Regions from separate parts of the Mus musculus genome. Here all the other regions are linked to region 1. A link is a loop called in an ENCODE intact Hi-C map of the cell type or tissue named here. Cell type or tissue: gastrocnemius. All regions are shown on one strand. Region 1 overlaps Spice1 (spindle and centriole associated protein 1). Region 2 overlaps Sidt1 (SID1 transmembrane family, member 1). Region 3 overlaps Naa50 (N(alpha)-acetyltransferase 50, NatE catalytic subunit). Region 4 overlaps Sidt1 (SID1 transmembrane family, member 1).

Evidence for each region. Hi-C counts contacts between places; a loop is a spot of excess contacts. Peaks named below come from ENCODE experiments on the same cell type or tissue, not always from the same donor. Only the 100,000 strongest peaks of a DNase experiment are listed, where the experiment ranks them.
Region 2: a loop joins it to region 1, with 6 times the contacts of the local background. A loop is called at or near these places in 13 of 42 quality-filtered maps.
Region 3: a loop joins it to region 1, with 3 times the contacts of the local background. A loop is called at or near these places in 6 of 42 quality-filtered maps.
Region 4: a loop joins it to region 1, with 8 times the contacts of the local background. A loop is called at or near these places in 29 of 42 quality-filtered maps.

The regions. Positions count from the first base shown.
Region 1 is chr16:44,360,135-44,365,134 of GRCm38, reverse strand. The region is part of intron 4 of Spice1 (spindle and centriole associated protein 1); the gene reads right to left. Among named protein-coding and RNA genes, the nearest start is that of Spice1, 15 kb to the right of the region's middle. In gastrocnemius, a CTCF peak has its summit at 2,440 (motif pointing right); a DNase peak (open chromatin) is centred at 2,446; H3K27ac peaks cover 1,706 bases.
Region 2 is chr16:44,297,523-44,302,522 of GRCm38, reverse strand. It overlaps Sidt1 (SID1 transmembrane family, member 1), which reads left to right. Exons shown (of 25, transcript NM_198034.3): 2 at 1,461-1,582; 3 at 2,551-2,721. Among named protein-coding and RNA genes, the nearest start is that of Sidt1, 33 kb to the left of the region's middle. In gastrocnemius, a CTCF peak has its summit at 2,902; no DNase peak of the experiment used is centred here.
Region 3 is chr16:44,146,392-44,151,391 of GRCm38, reverse strand. The region is part of intron 1 of Naa50 (N(alpha)-acetyltransferase 50, NatE catalytic subunit); the gene reads right to left. Among named protein-coding and RNA genes, the nearest start is that of Naa50, 9.1 kb to the right of the region's middle. In gastrocnemius, a CTCF peak has its summit at 2,163 (motif pointing right); no DNase peak of the experiment used is centred here; H3K27ac peaks cover 1,997 bases.
Region 4 is chr16:44,239,967-44,244,966 of GRCm38, reverse strand. Sidt1 (SID1 transmembrane family, member 1) reads left to right here. Exons shown (of 25, transcript NM_198034.3): 24 at 1,386-1,499; 25 at 3,268-4,787. The coding sequence ends at 3,330. Among named protein-coding and RNA genes, the nearest start is that of Usf3, 69 kb to the right of the region's middle. In gastrocnemius, a CTCF peak has its summit at 2,178 (motif pointing left); a DNase peak (open chromatin) is centred at 2,161; H3K27ac peaks cover 2,411 bases.

The DNA.
Region 1 (5,000 bases):
CCCATTAAATAAAGTATACAGTTGAAAAACACATACCAAAGATAAGAATCTTTGAGCCATAAACTCAAGGTGTTTCCACCACTGAAGTATTCTGATAATCCACTAACAGACCTATGACTTAGAAAAACACAGTATAGCTTTTAGGATTAAACAAAGCCATGCTTAGGTATTTATAAACAAGTTGGTTTTTTATTATGGAGAGATCGTTAAACTAAACACCATTACAGTCGTGCCTCTGACTATGTACTTTCTATTGAAGGACTTTAATGTACAAAAAAACAAAAAGATATGGACAAGGCTTGATTATTGTTCTATTTAAAATTTCTAATATATATATTATATATATAATATATATAAATTTTCTAATATATATATACATATATTGTGTGTGTATATATACATATACATATATTGTGTATATATATATATATATATATATATATATATATATATCCACAATAGACACTAAAGAGAATTACTAAATCTCTTTAAATGGTTTAAAAATATTTTGAGATGCACTACAGAGCAATTGTGATAAAAACTGCATGGTACTGGTATAGTGACAGAAAAGTAGACCAATGGAATAGAATTGAAGACCCAGAAATGAACCCACACACCTATGGTCACTTGATCTTTGACAAGGGAGCTAAAACCATCCAGGGGAAAAAAGACGGCATTTTCAACAAATGGTGCTGGCACAACTGGCGGTTATCATGTAGAAGAATGCGAATTGATCCATTCCTATCTCCTTGTACTAAGGTCAAATCTAAGTGGATTAAGGAACTCCACATAAAACCAGAGACACTGAAACTTATAGAGAAGAAAGTAGGGAAAACCCTCGAAGATATGGGTACAGGGGGAAAATTCCTGAATAGAACATCAATGGCTTGTGCTGTAAGATCAAAAATTGACAAATGGGACCTCATGAAACTGCAAAGCTTCTGTAAGGCAAAAGACACCCTCAATAAGACAAAAAGGCCACCAACAGTTTGGGAAAGGATCTTTACCTATCCTAAATCAGATAGGGGACTAATATCCAATATATATAAAGAACTCAAGAAGGTGGACTCCAGAAAATCAAATAACTACATTAAAAAAAATGGGGCTCAGAGCTAAACAATTCTCACCTGAGGAATACCAAATGGCTGAGAAGCACCTGAAAAAATGTTCAACATCCTTAATCATCAGGGAAATGCAAATCAAAACAACCCTGAGATTCCACCTCACACCAGTCAGAATGGCTAAGATCAAAATTCAGGTGACAGCAGATGCTGGCGAGGATGTGGAGAAAGAGGAACACTCCTCCATTGTTGGTGGGATTGCAAGCTTGTACAACCACTCTGGAAATCAGTCTGGCGGTTCCTCAGAAAATTGGACATAGTACTACCTGAGGATCCCGCAATACCTCTCCTGGGCATATATCCAGAAGATGTTCCAATCAGTAAGAAGGACACATGCTCCACTATGTTCATAGCAGCCTTGTTTATAATAGCCAGAAGCTGGAAGGAACCCAGATGCCCCTCAACAGAGGAATGGATATAGAAAATGTGGTACATCTACACAATGGAGTACTACTCAGCTATGAAAAAGAATGAATTTATGAAATTCCTAGGCAAATGGATGGATCTTGAGGTAACCCAATCACAAAAGAACTCACACAATATGTACTCACTGATAAGTGGATATTAGCCCAGAAACTTAGAATACCCAAGATATAAGATACAATTTGCTAAACACATGCTCAAGAAGAATGAAGACCAAAGTGTGGACATTTTGCCCCTTCTTATAATTGGGAACAAAACACCCATGGAAGGAGTTACAGAGACACAGTTTGGAGCTGAGACGAAAGGATGGACCATGTAGAGACTGCCATATCCAGGGATCCACCCCATAATCAGCATCCAAATGCTGACACCATTGCATACACTAGCAAGATTTTGCTGAAAGGACCCAGATATAGCTCTCTCTTGTGAGACTATGCCGGGGCCTAGCAAACACAGAAGTGGATGCTCACAGTCAGCTAGTGGATGGACCACAGGGCCCCCAATGGAGGAGCTAGAGAAAGTAACCAAGGAGCTAAAGGGATCTTCAACCCTATAGGTGGAACAATATGAACTACCCAGTACCCCACCAGAGCTCATGTCTCTAGCTGCATATGTATCAGAAGATGGCCTAGTCGGCCATCAGTGGAAAGAGAGGCCCATTGGTCGTGCAAACTTTATCTGCCTCAGTACAGGGGAATGTCAGGGCCAAGAAGTGGGAGTGGGTGGGTGGGGGAGTGGGTGAGGGAGAGGGTAGGGGACTTTTGGGGTAGCATTAGAAATGTAAATGAAATAAATACCTAAATAAATAAATAAATACAAACAACAACAACAACAACAACAACAAAACCCAAAGCCATATGCTACAGATGAGTCAACTCTGCCTACTGCCACCAGATGGCATTCTTGAGCTGAAAGGAATCTTAAAATCAAGGCAGCTCCTTTTCTAACCCTGACTCAAATCAATAAAGCATCTAATATCAAACACGCTGAGTGGAATTTCTCTGTAATAGAGAAAATCACATCACATGGCAATTACTATTTTACAATACAGAAATATAAGTGAGTAGCATTCTTCTGCTATCCTTTCTGCCATGGCCAAGTGGGCCGGCCGGCTAGGTCAGTTAATGAGATTGCCATTTGTACCTTCCATAGAGTAACTTTAGAACTGCAAAGGCCAAGAGCACACACCGTACAGAATACTGGGCTTAGGGCCCACACTAGAAATAGTAAATAAACTCTAACCACTTTAGTTAGTTTCCTGCGACGTCAATGGCGCACAGCATGGGTTTTACTTGAGACCTGATTATAGTTGACACCGGGCATGTAGTTGTTAATAAGATTGTTTTTCCACTTAACTGCTCTGTCAGCTCCATGACTTTACTTTGACAGAGGGTGTGTGGTGGTTTGTCTATGCTTTGCCCAGGGAGTGGCACTAGTAGGAGGTGTGGTCTTGATGGAGTAGGTGCGATCTTGTTGGAGGAAGTGTGTCATTGTGGGGAGTGAGCAATGAGACCCATCTCCTAACCACGTGGGAGACAGTCTTCTAGCAGCCTTCAGATGATGATGTAGAATTCTCAACTCCTCCAACACCATGCTTGCCTAGATAGATGCTGCCCTGCCCCACCTTGATAATGGACTGAACCTCTGAACCTAACCTGCAAGCCAGACCCAATTGAATGTTGTCCCTTTTAAGAGTTGCCTTGGTCATGGTGTCTCTTCACATCAATGAAACCCTAACAGGGTAATGCCTTAAAAACAAAAAGTAGTAAATTCTTCAAATTATCAATAGAAAATAAGCTGTGTTATTTTTCTAACATGGTAACAACCATGCCTTTGTATCAGGGATATGCCTACCGTCCTATCATATCCATTAAATACAGACAACACAAGCACAGAAAAATTTAGTGACTGAAACAAAATATGCGCATGCTCTTTGATCCTTAGTTTTCTTTTCTTCCTTCCCCCAGTACTTGAGAGTAAACCCTGAAACACCCTAGGTAAGTGCTCTAACACTGAGCTAAAGCACCAGCCCTTGACTTAGTGCTTCTGTTAATAATTAACCCAACAAACAAGCCTGTACCCAAAAACACAATGAAGACTATCTGCTGGATTATTTATCATGCCAAGATAAGATGCAATCTGAGTGGCACACACTACTACTTATCCCTAATACTGCCCTTTAATAGCAACTCCTAAGTTCCTGGTGGCGGTGGTGGTGGTGGTTGTGGTGAGTTTTTGACACAGGTTTTTTTTCTGTAACAGCCCTGGATGTCCTGGAACTTGCTTTGTAGACCAGGCTGGCCTCAAACTCACAGAGACCGACCTGCCTCTGCCTCCTGGTGATGAGTGCTGGGACTAAAGGCATGGGCCACAATGCCTGAGCCGACTCCTGCATTTTAATCAAGGAAGCAGCTCAAGTTCCAACCCATCTTTGAATACAGGAGCCTCCAAGCAATAGTGTCCTGGAGAACAGCACACAGTGCCAATGGCTGGCATAAAAGGAGTAGCAGACACTCTCTACTTCCACTTGCTGTTGCCCTGCAAACAACTGAAGGACACTGTAGCAGCCACCCTGTGTTCAGGATGCTGAAGAACTGCGGGACCCTCTACCAGCTACCTCTGAGCTCTCCATGAGAGAACTAAATCTGTGTTTTGTTTAAGTTACTATATTGAGTTCTTTTATTCCCAGAAGCTAAGTGTCCACAAATAGAACAATAATAAATTATGGCAAATCTACATCCAAACCTAGACATTAAAAAGGTAAATTTATTTCTAACTACTGACTTTCAAGATACACTGGCATATCAATAGAATCTAATCACCACCTCCACCCTACAGGGATGTCCTAGTGTGTGGATACACTGAAAACCTGTATGATGCTTCGAGGGTTATTAAAATACATATTATACTGTCTTATGAACCAAATTTCTACCTTTGGTGAAATATCTTCCAAGTCCATATAATTAAGAGCTTAGGAAGCGTAACTTATAATGGATATATATAATAAATATATAATAAATCAACATGGCTATGGCTACAGTAGAAACTGACAAAGGCAGAAAGTAGAGGAATAATCTTACTAATCTGTTGACACTGGGTATTAATTACAGTCAGACCTCAAGTAAAGCCACCACTTTGCCTTCTCCTACTGAGTCTCCGTCACATTCCTCGGAGTAGATTGTTCATGAGGCCAAAGATCACTGTACTAAGTAAGACAGTAAAAGAAAACATCTAAATCTCACCAAAAGCTACAGTTCTAACACCCTGCAGAACACAAAAACACACGGGAACTGGGGAAACCTCCCCACCTAGCTTCACTAACTCTGAATCTTAGAGTTGAGGTACAGTGGTTCCCCACCCTCCTCAGGAGCATCTTGGCCATGATGAAGTCTCATGTGCAGTCAGGACTGAGAATCACCACACCACAGATGAGACCCTGCACCTGTCCCCTCATTA
Region 2 (5,000 bases), 63 kb after region 1:
TAGCCACATTAAGTTTGAGAGGCAGAGCCGGCAGAAATCCCGGTTTAACAAAGAGGTCTGCACTAGAGATGTGATTTGAGCAATTATCAGCTGCAACACAATTTCCATGGAGACACACTGTAGGCACAGGAAATGCTCCCTCGGGAGCATGCATTTCTTATCAAATTAATAAGTAACTCTTTGGCTGTCCTAACACTGAAAACGTGAAGCAGTGGCTTGGTCAGGGAGAACGGAGAGAAGTAAGTGCTAGGGTAAAACACCCTGGCTGGGTCTGTTTCCTCTCAGCCCGCATGTGTGATAGATCTTTCTTCCCAGAGAGAGAGAGAGAGAGAGAGAGAGAGAGAGAGGGAGAGAGAGAGAGAGAGCGCTTGCCCCACCTCCCACCGCCATGCCTGTGTACATGCATGTTTGCATGTGTAGGTGCAGGTGTACATGTGTGTATCTGGAGGTAATGAATGAGAGATGTCTTCACTAACTTGCCAAGCTTACTCACCGAGACAGAGACAAAGACAAAGACAAAGCGGATATAGTTAATCCCTCTTGTCAGTTTGCTCCAGGGGTCTCCTGTCTCTGTATCCCAAGGCAGAAAGGCAACCTGGCCCACTCAGAATTTTACTTGGGTTCTGGGGATCTGAATTCTGATTTAACCACTGAGCTGGCTGCTGAGCCATTTTACCAGCCCCCTAATGAAGACACTTTGAAGAGAGAGTAAAAGCAATAGACCCATAAATTAAAATGTCACGTTTAGTAAGTGTAATGTAAGTTTTAGTTTCTCTTCTACTCTTCTTTATTTTCCTTCATTATTTTCTATATTTCATATGGTACTGTACATTTTTTAAGGAAAATAACAAAGCCCTGTAGCTCCAGTAGCAGCCTCAGCTTCATCCACGATCACCCTGTGTGCTCTGTGAGCTGCTGGTGAGGACGGTTATGTTAGCGACCTGTTTACCCCTGAGCAGGAAGGACTCAGCCTCCATGGGACGCTCTGCAGGATGGAGAGGGAGCAACAGACCATCTCGTGGGTTGTTTAAAAAAAAAGAATGGAAACAAAATGATTTACCATACCCGAAGTTTATCAACAGCTGGGGGGTCTTGTAGACTATGAAGTGTGTTGGGGATTGTGATTTTGATATTATTTATATTCAAATAAGAAAAAATACATCCATCTTTCTTTTTCTCTTCTGGAGTTATTCTTGAAGCCTTATGTCAGTCGGCTGCTCAGCTCCAACTCCTAAGCTTGCTGTGAGAAGGCTCCGTAATTTGGCCTCATCACAGAATAATTGAATCAGAATTTTTAAGCAGATTATATCCAATGCATCCATTATTTCCTGGGGCAACTTCAACATGTGGTCAAGGTTGAGACCCACTCCGGATAATAAAAGACAACTTGGGGCGTTTGGGGTGCCTGTCATGAGAAGAAATGTCTGGAGTCAGTGAGTTTGCTCTCGCCTGCCTCACAGGTGACAGCCGTGCGGGTGCATGTCAACAGTTCCTCTGACAACCTGGACTACCCAGTCCTGGTTGTGGTTCGCCAGCAGAAAGAAGTGTTGTCCTGGCAGGTCCCTCTGCTCTTCCAAGGACTGTAAGTATTCTCCGCCCAGGCAACTTCACTACATTTGACACTCTACAATGTCCTTAGACTTAGCCAGGTTTTTTGTTTTGTTTTGTTCTGTTTTGTTTTGTCTGGTTTTTCCCTCTTAGCCAGAAGAGAACTCAGGCATCCAAATGCCAGGGTAGTGCATGCCAAGTGCAAACAGTGGATGCCCCAAGGCTGATCAGTGGTATACATTTCTATTCTCTCTGAATTTCAGATGAGCATTCTGTCTAGCACTTCAGTGGCTAGGCCATTTGAACAATGGCCTATCATAATATTCTATCCCCTCTTTTGAAAATGGATCATCCCATACCAGTCGACGTACAAGCAGCATGAACCCCATCTTCAAAAGTCTCTTCTGTGTGCACTCTTCGCTCAGTGGTATTTACAGAGCAGAGCCAAGAGGGAGGTTCAGGAAGACGCTATGAAAAACAACAGAACTCTCTGCCCTGGCAGAGTACCTGTTGTGCCATGGAGAGTTCATTAAAGCACTGTGGCATCCATACAAAGCCCAGAAGGTGTAGAGAAACAGGCAGCTGAAGTGTGATTGCATGGTTTTTAAAGCTGCTGGAATTTGAGTGTTAAATACGGAAGTTTGATTGTTTTCACTTGAAATCAGTGAAACTGAAAAAAGAAAAGATTCCGTTGGCTGCTTAATTAGAAGAGTTCCTTCCTCAGATTTTAGTGGTTTTCCTTGAATGACTTGGGAGTCTGACTTAATGGAATATAGACACTGCTAAGGATACTGGTCTGGACATAATAGTCTCTATGTCCCTGTCATACGATGGATGTCAACGATAGGAGTTCCAGGATTGCTATCAATGGGCCCAGCCTGAAATTGAAAGCATAGGACTTGAAGCCAGATTAGAGGGGCGTAGTGTGAGATAGCATTCTCCCTGGCTGTGTTCACTGTGTCTCCTTCTCCTTGCTGATGTTGTCTATACCCGCGGCTACAGATACCAAAGGAGCTACAACTACCAGGAAGTCAGCCGCACTCTATGCCCTTCAAAAGCAACCAATGAGACGGGCCCTTTGGAGCAGCTGATCTTTGTAGATGTAGCGTCCATGGCGCCCCATGGTGCCCACTACAAGTTGCTGGTCACCAAAATCAAGCACTTCCAGCTCCCGTAAGTAGGTGACGATGACTCTCGGTTTTCGGCTCTGTTTTGCCTGTGGATACCCACTCAGCTCATGGGCCATCATTACAATAAGCCGATCATTCTTCGAACCTGAGCTCAACTTGAACCTTCAGGGAGGCCCTGCCTTTGCCAGTTGTACCTTTGAGCTCTTACTGTCACCTAGCGGTAGCCAGTAAGAATTGCAGGGCTGATTTTTCAGTGAGGTCGTTCGAGCCCTCGGAAAGGAAGCTATGAAACTGAAGCCATTCGGTCAAGGTAACGAATGACATGCAAATCTATTCTGCCACACTGTTGTCTGTTTTCACTTCGTGTAATATGGCTTTGTGGCCTCAAACAGACCTTGCAAGCATTATGAAACACACAAGCCTGAGGAGAGGATGGTGGTCATGGAGTCCAGATGAGGGCTGTGGTAAGAACCAGACTCCAAGTATTGAGAATGAGCCCTGACATGGCAGTTTCTGCCATACAGTTCAGAATGACAGACTAGAATGCATAGAGAACGCGTTTCGCTGATGCTCAGGGATTTTTGTTGTTCTTATTTGAGACGGGAATCTACCTATGCTGCCAGTCTAGCCTCGGACTTTTAGGCTCAAGCCATCCATCCTCAAACGTCTACCTCCTTAGAAGCCATGACAAGAGGGATGCATGGGCACCCAGCTCTGAGGTCCAGAGAGATGCTAGGATCATGTCCAAACTCACAGAGACAAAGAAAGGTCAAAATCAAAGCTCAACTCTGTTTCTGGCTTCCTGTTCTTAGACTCTCTCCTCTTTCCATTTAAATCACATCGTCCTGCCGGGTAGTGGTGGCACACGCCTTTAATCCCAGCACTTGGGAGGCAGAGGCAGGTGGATTTCTGAGTTTGAGGCCAGCCTGGTCTACAGAGTGAGTTCCAGGACAGCCAAGGCTACACAGAGAAAACCTGTCTCGATAAACCAAAATAATAATAATATAATAACAATTATTATTATTAATAAATAAAATTTAAAACATTTAAATCACATCGTCCCAAATTTACACCTTCCTAAATATGCTTCTCAATTGCACAAAGCATTTGTTTACTCTAATTCAGACTTCAAAGTGAGGCAGTTGTGCCTTTAAACTCTTTTCACACACATGTACGTCATTTTCCCAACAACTCCCAATGACAATGGGTGATTCTGTGTCATTAGGGTTGGTAGTTGTAGGCAGGGGATGGTGGGAGGGGGCACTGTAGGAACAGGCAGCCACTAGGTGGGAGGAGGGACATAGAATGGGGTAGTGGGAACATAGGAAGGCATTGAGAATGAAGTTGTCTGTGTTGCACGATTAGTAGTGTGAGGGATGGGTTTGAAGGAGACAATATTGGATGCAGAGAGATTAGAAGGCTAATACAATGAATGGTCAAGGTAGAAAGTGAGGAGGTGTCTTGAAAAATGTAGGAGGCGAAATTCACAAAACTTGAATGAATATGAAGGGAAGGGGAGTTGGGGGGCAGAGAATGGCATTGCATTTGGTTAGAGGAAATGAAGATTGAACAGTGTGACTGACTGCATGACCGGTCTCAAGCAAGAGCAGCTTCACTGCTGGTCAAGGAGGTTCACAGTTAACCTCTTCCTCTTCTCTTCTTGGCTTAGAAGGCACTTGAAATGTAGAAATTACCAAAACTTTGCTTCGATGAAATACTTTTTGATCTTCAGCTAAGCTTTTTGCTTTATGGGGAATGTCAGACTTACAGCATTACCAACAAGCTGTATCCACACATCGTAAACTTCCGTGTATTCATTCACTGGATTCTCAACGCTGTGGCCCAACGGTCCAGGGTGGAGGCAGTCTCGCTGAATGCAAAGCTGTGGGTTGATCTGTTCCTAAGGGCTTTGCCTAGGTTTAGTATATGAAGGGGAAGAGACTCCATCCCAGCTGGAATAGAAGACTGGCTGGCTGGTTTTTAGGCATTACCAGTGATTGCAGTCTGGGCTACGTGCTTCCAGATTTTGGCCTCTTATTCAAGTTCTTGAAATAAAGGTACACAGACTTCAAATTAGAACAAAAAAAAAACTATTCAAAAGATAATCAATAGTACAGATCAGAAATTAGTAGTCAGGCGTCCAGACCATGCACATCTACTCAAAGGTCTTGGCTATTATTTGGGGATCCTTTTATGGGGTTCAAGAACAGGAGGAGTATGGTTGATAAGGGCAAATCCCAGATGGTTCTATTTTGTTTGGCAGGCATAGATTATGTAAACCTTTGGTCATTGTGCATTTCCTTTCTCATGATGCTCAACTCT
Region 3 (5,000 bases), 210 kb after region 1:
CTGATATCACAGCCCCATTTTAACCTATCACCTTATATACCTCCCCCCAACCTTTGTATGTGTATAAAGGACCAACAGTCAGAGGACTTCAGACTGTCCCTGGAGCTTTGGTTTTTGTCCACCTTTTCACATTCCCTGTGTTTAGATCATATTCAGTTTTCCATCTTGATGCTGAACTCTCAAAGCTGGACCCCAGAAGCAACTCCCTGGTTTGTTTTGCTATTATCAATACAGATGCTTAGCTCACTTCTGAAACCTCAACTTTTGTTATAGCCTCTCTGACTTGTATTCATTGTACAAACCACATATATACACATAATTAGATATGTAAACATTACTTGCTATGTGATAAGCCTACACTAACAATTTAGATGTGAATTTATAGAACTTACATCTGTCAGACATGATGGCATACACCTTTAATTCCAACACTTGGGAGGCAGAGGCAAAGAGGAATTCTGAGGTCTAGTTCACTATGGTCTACATAGCCATTCCAGGACAGCCACAGCTATATAGAAAAACCATCTCAAAATCAAACCAACAACAAAAAACCTTTTGCATTCACTTTAACCAGACTACCTGGCAAATTGCTGCCACTGAAATCATTAAACCTTGTGAATTCAATGTTAATAAATTCTAACATTGTAGAAAGACAGAAATGCATTCACATATACATCTTATTTTTGTAAACAAAAATCTTCAAATTTTAACATTTCAACCTCCAACTATATCAAGCCGTCCAGTTATTAAGTCTGCTTTTGGTGCAAATCTGTACAACAAATACATATTACATGTATGTATACCTTGTATGGATATTTGTGAGAGAAATTAAATCCAAGGTGATTCCACTGAGCCTTCATTCTAATGTTATCTTTCATTAGTGTCACTTTTAAGGAAATAATGACCTTAAAAGATCTTTATGTGCTTAAGTTTAAATATTACCAAACGTGACTTAAAGCAATGCTGGTGTTAAATGAGTCAAAACAAGCAAAAAGTCGTAGAGAGAATGTACTTCAAGACTTTTTACATAAAATGATAATGTAACAGACTACTTTTGAGAATTGTTACTTCCAACACACTATAGAAATACTAGAAGAGTCCAGCGGTGGTGTCTTATTCCTTTAATCCCAGAACTGGGAGGCAGAGTGAGTTCGAGGCCAGCCTGGTCTACAGAGTGAGTTCCAGGACAGCCAGGGTCACACAGACAGACAAACAAAACAAAAACAAGGAACTTATGAATTTCAGAAGTAAGAGCAAGAACCCTATATTGTTGGCCTAAAACTTAAGTCAGACAAGTGATCAGAGCATTTGACCCATCCCTTGTTCCTTTCAAGTGGCTGCCAACTTAAATCACACGAGAAGACTCTTATGATTTACTCATCTATCTCTCATCTATATCATTCCTACTGGTACTCAAGTTTACAATCCGAATTACAGAAAGCCAAAGACAGCAATTATGAGGACAAAACTTTTCTTAGCTCAACTAAATAATGTGACATTGTTTTCTGATTTTCAAATCTATAGCAATCAAACCCCACGTCATCTTCATTTAAGAATTACTAGACTAGGGATTGCAATAAAATCAAACAGAAAATACAAAAATGCATATAGATATTTATAGTCTTTAGGACAGTATGGCTCCAGGGATCATCAGCCTGTGTCAAGTCTCTCCAGTTTTGCAGTACAAATTCATGGCCCAGACCAGCTCTTGTAAGCCATGTTGTAAAATTATGCATCCATTAGATAATAAGCACTCTTTTGGGTCACTGTCTGCTGATGCAATAGGACATCACAGGGTGAGCAAACTTATGACTAAAAGTTTATGTAGCTCACAGTTCTAGAGAGCAATGCAAGACTGAAGGATCACATCTGGCTGGTGGTCTTGTTATATTAACAGTCACCACATAATTTAAGAATAGGGAGGAAAAGATCTCCGCTCTTCTTTTTTATAACAGACTCTGTAACAGTAACAAAGGTTTCAATTCATTCAGGAGCACAGAGCCCTATAACTTAACCACCTGCCATTCACATTTCTCAATACTGTTTAGATGGGAACTCAGTTTTCAGGGTGAGTTTTAGAGAGACCAAACTGTAGAAAACACCCAAATGTATCAAGTTATTAAGATAATACAATTATGCTCAAAAATTTAAAACAAATTTAGTGGCAATATTCTGAGAGACCACAAGATGGAGATATGACTCCACAAAAATGACCTCCCACCCCCCACCCAGGTCTGACTTACTTATAACAGCAAAAATAAATGCAGAGAAACTCCCTATACCTGCTTATTCATTCAATGGCTACCTATTGAACCTATCTTGGAACAAAATTGTAACTAGTTAATCTGATTTTCAGTATTTTTTGTTGAAGGTGCCATAGAAACCTCTGAGCCCAGAGATTAAATTAACGCTCCAACAGAGAATGCGCCTGTAGAAAATATTTACAAATAAAGGTATACTTGGGCATTTCTAGGAATTTTCATTATACTGAGAGATCCACTCTATCATATTCCCTCAGAGGAATCACCTGTATTCCTTAAGGTTAGAGAGAGGGATACATGCCCCATAAGGGTGCATCTACATCAAACTCAAAGTATATTTTAGCAGAGGTCAAAGTATGACTAAGGTCAGTAAAAAATTTTGAGATATTAAAATAGATTTCTCCCCTTCCTGATTAATAGGACTTAATTTAACCCTGACTTTCAGTAAATGACATGAAAGGTCAAAAACATGGCTTGAATATACTAACTGCTCAAAAGGCTTTTCTTTTTCGATTACTGAAATTTCTATTACTATGTCTGTCCTCCCCTCTCCCAATTCCTTTAAACTTTAAAGACAGTATCTCTTGTAGCCAAGGCTGGCCTGGGACTTGTTTTTTGCAGCTTAGCATGACCCCGAACTACCAATCCTCTTCCAAAGTGGACCGACAAGCCCTACTTAAGCATTAACTTTTACACTTATCTTCTCTACCAAACTCCAAAATGTAAGACAGTATTGTCAGTAAATCAAAGAGTCAGTTGATAGGTTTGGGCTTCTCATCTAGAGTTTAAAGTAAGGCCTCTTAATATGTAACTGCTGGCATTTTAGATTGGATACTCCTTGGGGCTGCACATCATCAGATCCCTAGCTTTTGCCCATTGGAGGCTATCTCTTTTCTCTACTTTCATGAATAGCCTCATTTATTCAATTACAGCTCGATTCAGACAATATAGAAAGTTAGTTTTGAGGTATACTTTATGTATCATGATTGAATATGTTCAAGAGTTGTCCCCAAGTAGTAGGGTTACTGAAAGGTACTGGACCACAGGGATTCTAACTTCACTAACAGATTCACACTGAATGGGTGACTAGGAGAAGCTAGGTCTAACTAGAGGAAATAGGTACTTGGAGCCATGCCTATGAAGGGTTTATCTTGTCCCTGACCCTTTCACATGATCATAGAGATGAGTAGCCTCTTCTGCCAGATAGAAACCTACACTTTATGTTCTATTTTAATACTTATTAAATCCATTTCTTTAATGTTATGATTCCCATACTTTTCCTTTTGCAGGACAGCTCAAGCCATTATTTCAGCTTGAATTCTGAAAAGTATAATTAATGGAAGAAGGTAATATGAGGCAAGGAGAGAATGCCATCACAATAAATATAGATAAATCAGGATTTTAAAAAAAGTTTGATTTCTGTTCTGTTTAAAAACCCTTCAGCAGGATTAGAGTATAGCAGGCACATCAGTAATGCCAGCACTTAGAGGCAGAGGTCCTGAAGATCAAGTCCAGCCTAGGCTACAAAATCTCAAAACAAGCAACATCAAAAATCCCAGTTGTACAGTCTTACAAATCAAACACCTTAGCATTGCATAATATATAATAAAGCCATTCCTATGGATGGATACTGATCTAGACTCAGCTTCCAACTTCTTGCTCCATAAAACTGATCTGAATGTTTCAACTACATTTTCTCTCTCTCTCTCTCTCTTTTTTTCTTTTTGTTTTTTCGATTTTTTTCAAGACAGGGTTTCTCTGTGTAGCCCTGGCTGTCCTCGAACTCAGAAATCCGCCTGCCTCTGCCTCCCAAGTGCTAGGACTAAAGGCATGCACCACCACCGTCCAGCTCAACTACATTTTTTTAAAAAAAGATTTATTTATTATATGTAAGTACACTGTAGCTGTCTTCAGACACTCCAGAAGAGGGCATCAGATTTCGTTACAGATGGTTGTGAGCCACCATGTGGTTGCTGGGATTTGAACTCCGGACCTTCGGAAGAGCAGTCGGCGCTCTTAACTACTGAGCCATCTCTCCAGCCCCTCAACTACATTTTTTCCAAGAACATTATTTTTATTTTTAAAGTTTTGGCAGTTGATAAAGATCATGATCTTAAAAAAAAAAAAAGCTAGTTACAAGAAATACAAATGACCACTAAAAGTAGAAAATGTCCAACTTCACTAAATAAAAGTTTTGTATCAAAAGAAAATGCTAATTATTTAATCAGAAAAGTAAAACTAAAGTGAATATGTACTCAAAATCTACTTAAAAACTGTTATTTCTATTATTTTTCAAATAGTCATGTGTAGTCACAGCACATGCAGACAAAAATTTTTGTTTGTTTGTTTTTTTTTAAAGACAGGATTTCTCTGTGACCCTGATTGTCCTGAAACTCCATCTGTAGATGAGGTTGGAGTTTAATTCAGAGAGCCACCTATTTTTGCCTCTGGAGGAATTAAAGGCGTTCACAACCCAAAATTTATATCACTCTTGGCTAAAATGGTAGCTAGTGTCTTTTCTTCAATTTTCTTAAGGTTTTCCCAAAATTTTCTCCCTTGCAGGTTTTGCCTTTAAAGAGCACACTGCTGGGCTGGTGAGATGGCTCAGTGGGTAAGAGCACCGGACTGTTCTTCCGAAGGTTTGAAGTTCAAATCCCAGCAACCACATGGTGGCTCACCCCCCCCCCCCCCCCCGTAATGAGATCTGACTCCCTCTTCTGACTCCCTCTTCTGAAGACA
Region 4 (5,000 bases), 120 kb after region 1:
CTTCTCCTCCACTTCCTCTTCCTCCTCTTCTTCCTTTCTCCTCTTTCTCCTCTTTCTCCTCTTTCTCCTCTTCCTCTTTCTCCTCCTCTTCTTCTTCCTCTTTCTCCTCCTCCTCCTCCTTCTCTTCTTCTTCTTCTTCTTCTTCTTCTTCTTCTTCTTCTTCTTCTTCTTCTTCTTCCTCTCTCTCTCTCTCTCTCTCTCTCTCTCTCTCTCTCTCTCGCTCTCTCTCTCTCGGCAGTTCTTGCTTCATCATGCCTTTTGTACCTTCCTCCCTCTCTTGCTCTTTTGCTTCTTATGTTTCCCCATTATCTAAATTCACAGCTTCTTCAGAAGAGAGAAGGTTTAATGAGCACACTTAGTCAGCAAGTGACCTTACTGAGGTCATGCTACATCAACTTGAAAGCCCTGTAGATGCCACAAACATCTTCTTCACTGTCTCCTACAGTCTGTTTGCAGAAGATATTTAACACTTGATTACCATATTGTCACGGTCTCTCTCATCATAGTCGTCATCCATCAAATGCAGGGGTGGAGCAGGGCAGAGCAGGGCAGGGTTCTATGTCTGTCTTGTAGGCAGGAAAGCTGATGTCTCATAAAACCAGTGCTGTGTCTGAAGCACATGCGTGAAGTCTCAACTCTACCACAGCATCAGCACATCTGATTTTAGAACAGTTGTATGACCCCAGAAAGAAAACTAGTGAGCAGCCATTTTGTTTCTTCTTGAAGTAGTAGCACTTGCCAGCCATTACCCCGCCTTCTATGGCTATAGAGTGGTCAGTCTGGGCATTTCCTAAAGCAGTGGTCCCCAAGCTTCCTAATGCTGCGACCTTTTAACACAGTTCCTCATGATGTGGTGAGCCCTGACCATAAAATTATCTTGTTGCTTCTTCATAACTGTAATTTTGCTAGTTATGAATTATGATATCCATAGCTGATATGAAAGATCTGATGTATGACCCCACCCCCAGCCCCAAAGGAGTCCTGACTAACAAGTTGAGGACCACTCTCCCAGAGGTAGACCCACATACCATGTGCCCCTGAGCCTGGTTTTATCCATGCAGAGTACAGTGTAACAGTGTCTAGGTCCTCCATGGAGTGGCCCTGCATCAACATGTCCTCTAATTACTGAAAAGTCTTGCCCTGCGGGACACAGTACAGTACGTGTAACCAGTCCGTTCATCTCTTGATGGACATTTGAGTTATCTCCATTCTGGAACTATTATACACATTGTTATAATAAACGTTGCTTTGAGCTACTGTATGCACAATCCTTGAAAGCTGACTTTCTGGGCGCTTAGTAGGATTTTTGTAGCTTCCTCAAAACCAAACCCTGAAATACTCAAACCATGGGATTCTTGCCTATATCTGTCGCACTTTCCCCACAGGGGACCCCTGCAGAATCCCGGGAGAAGAACCGTGAGTGTGTCCTGCTGGATTTCTTTGATGACCATGACATCTGGCACTTCCTCTCTGCGACTGCCCTGTTTTTCTCATTCCTGGTGAGTCAGCTGGGTCTCCCCCTGTCTTAAGTCTCACAGTTCCCTTCTGCTCCTCGAACCTTTATTCCTTCTGGTTATTTCCTGCAGTTCTTCATTGCAAGTCAATGCACTCACCATCTCGTGGTTTTGGTTTTTTGTTTTGTTTTGTTTTGTTTTACTGTAACCTTGTGTGATATCATAACTTTCATTTTCCTCTACTTTTCAATGTTTGGACACACAGAGTGACCAAACTCTTTTCCTTAAGTTGCACAGTGCCCTTGGATGGAGTTGGTTATTGGATTTAAATGCTCAGAATTCCCCCAGGAACCACTTAGGGCACTCACTAATTCATCCGTGGACTTCCTCCTTTTCATAATAGACTCTCTTCCTTCCCTTCCTCCAGTCGTCTCACTATGGATTTTGTGAAGATTAAGTTCCCAGAGAAGCCACCTAATGAGCATGTTCCAAATCTAGGGTCCCTGTAGTTTGCTGTGCCCCTTCCCAGTATCCATGAGTAGACATGCTTCTAGAAGATGACCACCGTCAGCATTTAGTCCTCCCCCTCCCCCTAATTAAATGTCTGTGGTGCCTGAACACAGGCTGGGGTGATAACTGGGTTGTCACTGCAAGATGGCTTCAAGCCCTCTGAGGCCAACCATGCAATCACACAAAAGCAGAGCATGGCTTCCCTCTAGTGGCCAGTGTGGAAAGTTCAGCCAATCTCTCTGACCCTTGGACTTTTCCCATAGGGGGACAAAAGATAACAAAATGGAGCTAGTGGTTCTGTGTAGGGTGGGAATTGAAGTGCTCTCTCCCTCTCCCTCTCCCTCTCCCTCTCCCTCTCCCTCTCCCTCTCCCTCTCCCTCTCCCTCTCCCTCTCCCTCTCCCTCTCCCTCTCCCTCTCCCTCTCCCTCTCCCTCTTCCTCCCTTCCCCTTCCCTCCCTACCTCCTACTTCCCCTTCTCCCTTACTTCCTTTTTATTTTAATTTTTTCTTTACATAAATTACATCCCAACTGCAGTTTCCCCTTCCCCCACTCCTCCCAGTCCATCCTTCCTCCCTCCTCCTCCCCTAGATCCACTCCTCCTCTATCCCCACCCCCACCCCCCAAAAAAGAGCATGCTTCCCAGGGATGTTACCTGGACAAGGAATAATAAGTTACATAAAAATAGGCACAAACCTTCATATCAAGGCTGAACTATGTGACACAGTAGGAGGAAAGGCGTCCCAAGCACACAAAAGAGTCAGAGACACCCAAACCCTTGTTAGTGGCCCTACAAGAACCATATATGGGCCGGGCGCAGTGGTGGCGCACGCCTTTAATCCCAGCGCTCGAGAGGCAGAGGCAGGCGGATTTCTGAGTTCGAGGCCAGCCTGGTCTACAAAGTGAGTTCCAGGACACAGCCAGAGCTATAAAGAGAAACCCTGTCTCGGAAAACAAAAAACAACAAAAGAAGAACCATATATGGAAGACCTAGCTCATACCCGTACAGGGTCTGTCTGTGATTGTTGATAACCTCTGGGAGCTCCTATGATCCCTGCTTAGTTGATCCTGTGGGTTGTATTCTAAAATTCTTCCTCCCTCTCTTCTTGTACAGCGATTGCTATACTTCATTTCCCTTAGTCACCATCCAGGACACTTACCCAAGTATTTTACCATCCTCTGGCCTGAGCTCCCAACCTTCACAGATACAATTGTGAAATAGACTGTGTTCTATCTCATGTGCCTTCTTCCTGTTTAAGATCCTTTCACGGATGTTCTCTTCCCATCTCCAACCCTCTCACTCCAGGTGCTGTTGACCCTGGATGATGACCTGGATGTGGTCCGGAGAGACCAGATCCCTGTCTTCTGAGCACCCAGCATCACAGGGGGAAGACGGAGCAACCCACCTTGGTGCTGTTTTGTGGAAAACACGGTGAGTGTAGCAGCTTGCCCACTGCCAGACGCTCCACCTGCCTGGAGGGAGTCAAGGGTGTCTGAATTCACACAGGAAGAGCTTGGGACTGAACTAAACCTCAAGAATGGTAGAAGGGATGCCCTGTTGCGCACAGAGACATAGTCTGGAGGCTCAAGAACCTCTGTTTGCAACGTAGAGTTCAGTCTAGACACAAGCTGCATCAGGCCAGCTTCTCCACCTGGCCCCTCCCATCCTCATAGATATTGACCAGAGAAACCAGCTACTCAGACCTCCCACCTAGAACCTTCAGTGTGGCCACTTCCACACCTCTGAGACACCTGCTGCTATAGAAGGCCAAAGCACCATCGAATTCTTCCCCGGCCTCTTAGGGGACCGAACTCCTCAGAATACGGTGCAGAAGTGGGACCAAGTCCCCACCCAACTGGAGACAGACATTCTAGTAAGTCAAGCTAAGTCACCTCTTCAGAAGGAATGCGGAATTCCTGGCAGGGCTGGGAATGCTCTGGGATGGGATGTAGACATGCACACTTCTGAACGTTTGTGGATCCAAGGCCTGGGTGATTACCTGCTTCTTCAGGTCTTCATCTCACTGTTGGATGCTGACTCTGCACTCTGATGCGGCCTTCTTAGAAGGTCCCTCTTTCTCCCTAGACTTCTAACAGCTCCAAGATGGACACAGATGGAGAAAATGCTTTCCACAGCAGTGGAAGTGATGGACAGCGCTTAGTGGCTGAGCATTAGACAGGCAGCATTCACCTCAGTGACTCTGGATCCTGGAGCAAAAAAGCAACCGTGCTTGGTGGTCCCCAGACACACAGCTCAATCTATGCCCATTATAGCCTTTTCCCGGGATTACCCTGCTGTCCTCCACACCTGAACCTGTCACTTACGCAGATCAGGGTTCCCGACTATCTGCCCAAAGTTCCCAGCAGTAACTCAGGATGGGCACGTGCTCCTCCCTCCCCCCACAACTGGATGAGTCACAGAGGTCATGACTAATCACCTCTTACAGGATCCCATTCTCTGTTCCCAGGAGGATGTAAAAGAAAAAACAAAAAACAAAAAAGCGCAATGTTCGAGCTTTCTTCTCTCATGCCACCTGGCAAACTCGAGGAGAAGCCCCATTTTGATCAGGCTTCCTGGTTGTGTGGAGTATGATGTCATCAGAAAATAGACATATAAGTGTGTGCACACATGCCTACTTGCTTGTGAAATCGAAGTTACTCCTCACCTGTGCTCTCTTGAGCATTTAGTAAGGAAGTGGATGGGGCAGGCCTCTTTTTGAAAAACTATCATTCTTTCTTTCAAATATCTGTGTTCAAATATGTGTTTTGGACGTTTGAACAGCAAGCTTCTCCTGGTTTTAAAAATTCAAAGATAATTTCCATGAATAATTTTGTGCCGTCTTTCTTCCTAGAATGCTCTCTCGTTCGCAATTTGTTTTCTATTATTCTTCGTTATTTCAAAAACTTGTTGGCCTCCATGGGTCATATGAAGGCTATCAATTAGATGGTTGTCCTAGTCAAACATCTTTAAAAAAAAAAAGTTCCAAACAAGTGAGGTTTTGTGGCTCATGCCCTTAATCCCAGCACAGGCAGAGGCAG